2 separate regions of the Homo sapiens genome follow, and region 2 is linked to region 1. The links are chromatin loops, found by intact Hi-C in ENCODE. Cell type or tissue: dorsolateral prefrontal cortex. All regions are shown on one strand. Links, peaks and the distances in the headings refer to the core of each region. The heading gives the core; the rest is flanking DNA.

What was found. Hi-C counts contacts between places; a loop is a spot of excess contacts. Peaks named below come from ENCODE experiments on the same cell type or tissue, not always from the same donor. Only the 100,000 strongest peaks of a DNase experiment are listed, where the experiment ranks them.
Region 2: a loop joins it to region 1, with 2.7 times the contacts of the local background. A loop is called at or near these places in 1 of 110 quality-filtered maps.

Annotation. Positions count from the first base shown.
Region 1 is chr2:204,623,270-204,627,674 of GRCh38, reverse strand. All of the region lies in intron 1 of PARD3B (par-3 family cell polarity regulator beta), which reads right to left. Among named protein-coding and RNA genes, the nearest start is that of PARD3B, 80 kb to the right of the region's middle. In dorsolateral prefrontal cortex, for the core only: a CTCF peak has its summit at 2,382 (motif pointing right); a DNase peak (open chromatin) is centred at 2,324.
Region 2 is chr2:204,114,554-204,118,958 of GRCh38, reverse strand. No RefSeq gene overlaps it. Among named protein-coding and RNA genes, the nearest start is that of ICOS, 180 kb to the right of the region's middle. In dorsolateral prefrontal cortex, for the core only: no CTCF peak of the experiment used is centred there; a DNase peak (open chromatin) is centred at 2,532; H3K27ac peaks cover 2,181 bases.

The DNA.
Region 1 (4,405 bases), core at 75-4,074:
AAAAACTATCAATAAATATGACAACATGAATAGATCTCAAAAACATTAAGCTTAGTGAAATAAGCCAGGCACAAAATAGTGTGTGCTGTATAATTCTTTTTATATGAAATTCTAGAACAAGCTAACTTGTTTTTGGGAGAAGGAAACTGATTCTGAAGGGGTTATAAGGGAATTTTCTAGAGTGATGCTAATGTTCTATAACTTGATAACAGTTTGGGTTACTAAGTTGTACAGTTTTTTCAAATCTTAGCTAATGTACACATAAGATATGTACATTCTATTGTTATGAAAATTTTAAATAAAATATAAATAATGTTGAACTGTAACTGACTTGTATGCCAAACATTTGCAATTTACTTTAGAATGAATCAAAATATAAGATGGATTAACAGAGAGAATCTAGGTTGTATTAGTCAGTTTTCACACTGCCATAAAGATAGTACCCAAGACTAGGTAATTTATAAAGGAAAGAGGTTTAATTGACTGACAGTTCTGCATGCCTTGGGAAGCCTCAGGAAACCTACAATCATGGCGGAAGGCAAAGAAGCACCAAATGCCTTTTTCACAAGGTGGCAGGAAAGAGAGAAGACGACCAGTGAAGGAGGAATTGTCAACACTTACAAAACCACCACATCTCATGAGAACTCACTATCATGAGAACAGCATGGAGGAAACCATCGCTGTGATCCAATCACCTCCCTCCCTTGACAGGTGGGGATTACAGGTCCCTCCCTCAACATGTGGGGATTACAATTCAAGATGAGATTTGGGTGCAGACACAGAACCAAACCATATCATAGGTGTTGGGCATTTGGGTGTTCCTGTGAAATTCTTTTAACTTTGCTTTACTTTTGAAAAAAAAATCATAGAAAATGTTGGGGGAAAATAAATCTTTCAAAACTGGGAGTGGGGGAAAGCTAGATAATAAAACAAACACATCACAAAACTGATATTATTGAAAAGTTCAATTGTATTTATCAAAAGTTTGAAAGAAGAGGATTTTAAGAATCCAAAAATACAGAGGGAAAAAATACATTTACTACAGATTTTTAGAATTTTGTTTCAGAGCTTCATATTTCTAACAGGTTTGTTTTTACCCAGACTTTTTTTAAATATGTAAAAAAAAAAACTTGAAATCATATTTATCGTCTATCTGTATTCAAATAATGTATAATTATGTCTACTTCCTTTAAATTCATGGGTACTCCAAATAGCAATATCAAGCATTTTTGGTGGAAACATTTGCCACAGTAGTAGCAGATGAATGTGAAAGCAGCTACACTGCTTCTCAGTAAAATAGGCTCTTGAAAAGAAAAAAAGTAAGGAAAAAGGCAAGGAATTCATAGCTGAGTATGTTTAATTTTTGAAATCAGATTCCCTGCCATACTTTGAGGGGAAAAGAGTACCACACAGAAAACTGATTTGCCAAACATGTAATGTGGTGTTGGCTTTCTCTTTAGTTATTTATTAGGGCATTTCAAAAATCTGCCACCCAGACATGTATCCAAACTCACCCAAATTGTCAGTCCATGGGGATTACTACTTCTAATTGTTCACCTACCAAATTTTAAGTACTCCTATAAAACTAAAGTCAAAAAATTAATACTTTAAATTTTCCAAAAAATGACTGATGAGTCTTTATGCCAGAAATATTAAAGCTACCACTTATCTCACATACAGAAAACTAGGATTTCCTACTCCATGGTAATTCAAAATAATATACCCTATACATCTAAGTGAACCAATCTCAAATTTTGTAATTTTAAGCATATTTAGTCTCTGCAACACTAAAAAAGTATAGAAAAGGATGGTAATACAGCTGTGATACATCAGTAAATCATCACCTATTTCTTCCAAAAAGGAAGGAATTTTCATTATATGTGGAATATTATGAAATGAGCGTTTCATAGATTTTAAAAAGCTAAAAATCTATAAATAACCTAAATAACTTGTTCGAAAACAAAGGTTAGATCAGTCTTCCTTGGAAATGTCATTTCAAGGCATGTGTTATAAATATACCTAGAGCTAATAGCAATGTATTGCTTTAATTAGAGAGAAGAATTTAATTAATTGGAACGAAGAAAGCTGAGGCAGGAGAGAGATCTGAAATCAGCTGGGTACCAATGTCATGTATTTTATTTAATTTCTTCATTGTCAATGCTTCAAGAGACTTAGTGTACAAAGTCAACAACAATCCCTTATCCTGGCAGGGATCAGTTGTGGTTTTCCACTAAATTGCAAGAGTGATGCTTTCTACATGAATGGTGGATGGCCCTCTCAGCCGCATCTTAAAGGAGCATGTTCCTTGCCCTCCCTTGTCAGTTGCTGTCATGGAGAACCGATGCCCAAGCTTCAGTAGATGGCACTCTTTCCTCTGCCCATGAATCTCTAACAGAGCAGAGGGCATGCAGGCATGGCACCATTCAATATTTTTATTTTTGAATCCACAACAATTGTCCTGGGTAAAAGATTCATCTCTACCTTAAATAAATAAAAATGAGGATGAAAAGACAAGCTACAGAGAAAAAAATATTTCCAAACCGTATATCTTACAAAGGACTCATCTAGAATATAAAAATACCTCTCAAAATGCAACCGTAGAAAACAAAAGCCAATTGAAAATGGGTTAAAGACATTAAGAAAGATTTAGCTGAAGGCAAATCAGTACACAAAAAAAGGTTCAACATCACTAGCCATTAGGGAAATGTAAACTAAACCCACAATGAGATATCACTACACAATTATTAGAATGACCGAAGAATTAAATAGTGACAATATCAAATGCTGGTGAGGATAGAGAAACACTGGATCTCTTATACATTACTGGTGACAGTAGAAAGCAGTACAGCTACTCTGGAAAATCGTTTGACAGTTTACCAAATAACTAAAGATACACTTAACATATGGCCCAGAGATCACATCCCTGGGCCTTTATCTCAGAGAAATGAAAATTCTGTCCTTTGTCCACACAAAACCTATCTGTGATTGTTCATAACAGCTTTATTTATGATAACCAAAAACTGGAAACAAGCAGAATGTCCACGATAGGTGAATGGTTAAACAAACTAGAGTATATCCACACCATGGAACACTACTCAACAATTAGAAGAGTTTGTTTCCACATTTTGACTATTGTGAAAAATGCTGCAATGAATATGGAAATGCAAATACCTTTTCAAGATTCTGATTTAAATTCTTTTGTATAGGTACCCAGAAGTATGATTTGCTGCATTACATATTTCTATTTTTTCATTTTTTGAGTAGTTTTCACTGTTTTGCACGGTAGCCTGTACCATTTTACATTCCAACCAACAAGTGTACAAAAGTTCCAATTTTTCCACATCCCTGCCAACACCTATCTTTTGTTTTCTTGGTGTGAGATTATATTTCATTGAGATTTTTATTTTGAACATCTTTTCATATACCTGTTGGCCATATTCATAGGTCCTTCTTTGGAGAAATATCTATTCAAGTCCTTTGACAACTTTTTAAACCAGATTGCTTGGGATTTCTTTTCTTTTCAATTGAGTTATAGAATTTGCTTACATATTTTGGATATAACCCATTATCCCATTCCCCAGGCTGCCTTTTCACTCTAAATGATGGACATTTCACTCTAAATGTCCACCAACAGATGAATGAATAAAGAAATGTAGTATATACATACCATGGAATATTATGCAGCCTCTAAAAAGAAAGTCCTGCCAATGACATGGACAGAACTGTAGACATTATGGTATGCAAAATAAGCCAGTTACAAGAGGACAAATGCTGCAAGATTCTACTTACACAAGGTACATAAAGTACTCAAACACATAGAAGCACAGAGTATAATGGTGGCTGTTAGTTGGGGACAGGGAGAAATAAGCAGTTGCTATTCAATGGGTATAAATTCTTCATTTATGCAACATAATTCAGTTCTAGAGACCTGCTGTGGAGCATTATGCCAATAGTTAATACTGCTGTATTATATACTTAAAATGTGTTCAAAAGTGTTAAGAGGACAGATCTCATGTTAAGTGTTCTTACCACAATAAAGAAAAAGGGAATGAATTATTGATACATGCAACAACTTGGATATATCTCAATGACATTATGCCAAGTAGAAAAAAAAAGTCATTCTCAAAAGGTCATGGACTGCATAATTTCAGTTACACAACACACTCTAATTGACAAAATTATAGAGATATAGAAAAGATTGTTGATTGCAAGGAAAAAGGGATGGTGGAGGGTGCTGGGTGTGGGTATGACTATAAAGGGGTGGCACGAGGGAGGTTTTTGTGATGGTAGAATATGGTAGAATAGTTCCTTATCTTGATTGTAATGGTGACATTAATCTATACAGGTAACAACATCGAGCTATACTCACATTTTATACAGATGCCAATATTCTGATTTTTATGCT
Region 2 (4,405 bases), core at 146-4,145, 510 kb after region 1:
ACTATATTTTATGTGATGTAGTGAAGTACCCAAAAGAAAGTGTTACCACTAAGAGCTATTTGCTTTCATATATAAGGGAGATGGTCTTCTCTACTATGAACAAGGTAGAGACAATGCACTATCTTCAATTCCAGTTGCTACCCCTTAAACACACACACACACATACACACACACACACAGTCTCAAACTGGAGGTTTGGGGGTCAACGTTTGTTCAGATAGCCCACCTAGCGCATACTAGCTGTGTGAACCAAGATCACTTACTTTATGAGCCACGCAGTTCCTCGTGGCTAATACAGGCCTTGCAGGATAGTTAGGACTAATACTCACCTAATACTAACCTTGCAGAATAGTTAGGATTATTATAGAACCCAGTCCAGGACCAAATTTGCAGTGGATCCTCAATAACTATCATTAGTAATAATATTTTCCTTGTGAAGTCTAGAGGAGGAGAACCAAATTACAGAAGTTTCTGTGTTTTGTAAAAAGTTGAGAGAACTGAGAGATTTTAGATTGAAGAAGAGACATGAACACAAATGGACTGAAGACTCCTTATGGGAAGATACAGGTCTATTCAACTTTGAATAAGACACTATAGACACTATAAGCTGCAAACTGAATAAATTCATAAGTTAAAGATAGCTGGATTTTAATACATAATATCTATAAGATAGAACAGGGATTGAACTTGTGTTTTTTGGTTCTAGGGGGCAGACCAGGACCAGTGGTTCAAAGTTACATAAGAAGCCAGTATCTCCTTATGATGGGAACAGGAGGCAGAGAAATTCTAGGCAGAAAAGGAAGGGGTCCCTGGTGAAGCCCCACCCTCAAGCCTAGAACCGTGGCCCAAAGTGAGAACATCCCCATTTTCCCACTCAAATGTTGCCTTTTCCAAAACCACCCTGGCCCACCCCGTCCCCCATCCCATACCCATAAAAACCCCAGGCTCCACTGGCAGAGGAGCAGCAGAGAAGGAGAGAAGAGAAGCAGCCAGACGTCAGAGAGAAGCAGCTTGACTTCAGAAGGATGGCTTGACGGTGGGACTTTGGAGAAGAGCCTGGTCAGGGATGGCCAGACTCCAGGGGAAGACCACCTGCCTGCTCCACCCCCTTTCCAGCTCCCCTTCCCACTGAAAGCCACTTTCATCAGCAATAAAATCCTCTGTATTCACTACTCTCCAATTCGTTCATGTGACCTGATTCTTCTTGGACACCAAACAAGAGCTTGGGAGCCACGGATGTGGGCAGTTGAGTTGTTTAACACTTAAGCTATCCATGGATGGCAAAGCTAAAAGAGCACTGTAACGTATGCCCTCTGGGGCTCCAGAAGCTGCTGTGAGGCTGCACAGAGTTCTGCTCCTGCCAGTGCCCAGAAACACTTGTCCTGGCTCCTGCACCCACTCACCTGAGTGCTCCCCCTCCCGTGAGGGGTTAACTGCAGCAGGCTGAGTAAGCGAGGTGCCCCAAGGGGTCACGGAAAATTTCCTGTTTCACTTATTTTAAAGAACAACTTTATCACAATTAGAAGTGGCCAAAACTAGAATGGGCTTCCTCACGGAAAAGTGCATTTCCTATAAATAGAGGTATGGAAGAGAGACTGGAAAGAATTGAGGGCTAGACCAAATGATACCTGCACCCCTTCCAACAACTTTGACCTTTCTATTACCATCTCAGCTTAGATCAAACAATAACCTGATTGTCAGTAGGTTCTCAATTATAATTCCCAACCTCACCATGCTAGCACTGAACAATCAGATGAGATCAGGCCTCTGGTACGGGCCCAAAGAGAAAAACTTGCTAGCCTGTTGTTGAACTCCCACCCAAATGGATATGAGATGCCAGGAAAAAGAATGTCCATTGAGAAGCTATTCTTGCTTGTCTTGGCTGCTTTCTGTTCAGTTATGAACATAAGTTTCACGGAAACCATAAGCATTTAATAAAATACCTTAGGTAAGAGTAAAAGAGAAGCTGCCCAAACTCTCTGCATTATGGTCAGGAATTCTTGGATTAAATAGAATTCAATCTAAGTGCTGGCTGAATTGTGTAGTGATGTATAAAAATCTTTTTGAACAATAGTTAATGTGTTCATGTTGTCAAAAGACAATATAGTTAAAATGAGGAGCAATCTCAGTTATGGTGCTTAAAATCTGCTTTATCTGGGAGAACATTGTAAAGTGTCTAAGGTTATGACTTAGTTGCTTGGCTCCACTTAATATCTGTAGACACTGGGTGCCTCTTTTTGACTGCTTTACATTTGATACTGACAAATTTTTAGTTATTTCTGTAAAGGATAAAGCCAATCTGGATAAACTAGGTCACCATTGTACAAACAGTCATGGCCTGAAATAAGCAATAATTAACCAAAAAGGGCCAGACAGACATGGAAGTTGTATGTGCTGTGCCTTCACTTGTGTATTTTAAAGTTTCCTTTCTCTGCTGTGCTCACTCTTTCCTCCCCCATCCTCATCAATGTGTCGCTGATTTTGGACTCATGAAATAGGGCCAGGGCCGTTTCAGGCAGCACTACAGGAGACTTCTCATTTGGGCCTGTTTATATTTTGCCAAGGAAAACTGCAGTTGAATTGTGACCACGTGTTTCTTTTTTTTTATTTTTGGCCCAGTCACGGAGAAGAAACAGGCTTTCTAGCTGGGCAAACACCCAGTACATCAATGCAGCTCAGAATGCCTTCATTTTTCCTCTTTGTGTTGGGAAAGCGGTAGCTCTGTGCCTATGGTAAGCTGTATCTAGTTCAATGAAAAGTCCGAGTGACTTGGGTCCAGCTCCTGAACCAATGCTCTCTCTCACTGCCTGCGTCTGGGTGAAAAAATATAACTTTACCTCTCTGGGTCTTTGATGCTAATCTGCAAAACTCCAGTAAAAATCCCTGTCACCATCATTTCATAAAGAAGGGAGGAGAATGGGTGTGAAAATGTGCTCCAAGGAAGCCCCATGTTTCAGCCTTAATACAACTTTTTCCAAAACATCTGTCCTGAATGTAGGAAGGTGATTCCACTGAGAAATGCCTTGAGTTGTTTTTCCAGCAGGGGAGGGGAATTTGTGCTGTGTCATTCTCACTCTCTCACCTGGTTTCCCCAGGGACAAGGCGGGCTGAGTTTGGGGTACAGTCCAAGTCTAGGAAACAGTCTTTTTTTTTCCCCATTGTATGAAGCTAATTGGCCCTTGCGGAAACTGGACCCATTCCCTTGGACTAATTAACACTATTGCCTATTAGCTCCAGCTGAACGAACTTCCTCAAACTTACATTCATTTTATTTAGTACATAGCAATTTGCATTTTTAAAAGATAACCTGCCCATAGCCTCTAGCCACTAAATATGCCTCAAATTCCATATGCACCCATATGCAGTACAGATTGAACTTCACACTCTGGCTCCGAAAGTGTTAGAAGCTATTTAAAACTTGTTAATTTGTCAGTGTGGCATAGGTGGGGGTGGGGTATGGGTGGAGCCCTGACTCTGCCACTAACTAAATGACCTTCCTGGAGTAAGTGATTAGCCTCCCAGGACCTGTTTCCTCTTCTTTAAAGTGAGGGAGTTGACTAAATGATCTCTAATGCCCATTCTAGGTTTAAAATTCTATGATCTTTACAATTAGATGTTTTGAGAGCATGCAGCTTCATTAATAAATGGTAGTATTCACTGCCAGTGGGAGAGTAACACTCAGTTAATAAGCGTGCCTCCTCCTCATGCTCCATACACATAATTCTTAGTGAAAGTTAATGGGAATTAGAAACATCACTAGCAAAACAATCAATGCCAGCCCTTTAACCAGTGACCTCCTGGTCTGTCATTTTGTTGCCTGTATCTGATCGTCCTTTCATAACTCGGGAGACCTGAACCCTGAGCAAAATGTGCTGAAGGAGATTGACATCAGGACACACTGACCTCTGTGAAGAAGTGTGTTCTTGTCAAAAGCCAAGTCCTCAAGGCAGAGCAGAAGCAGCCAAGATAGATGGAGGAAAGGTGCATGCATTGTACCCCATTCTTAATGGGGTCAGAAGTTCAGTTTCAACTGAGATGCACTGAAGGGAATCTGCTGGATGATCGCAAAGCGAGGTTTCATAATGTGCTCTTCTCATAAGGTGTTTTCCGTACCCCATTGCCACTACGCACAGTGTGATTTGCCACTTAGGTTATTAGATCAATAGGATCTGATAATGAATTTTACATAAATCTATGTTATCTAACCAATACCACATCATTTCAGTTAAATTTCCTGGCTTATTTATACACAGGAAATTGGCAAAACCACAGTCTCAGATAACGCCTCCCCTAAAGCCCTCGATTGTTCTCTAGCAGTTTGGATGGCTGAGTGTGCACCATGGTCACGCAAAATCTGCTGTGATTTTCTTTCCTGCAGGAACCAAAGACAGCAAACAGGAGGAGC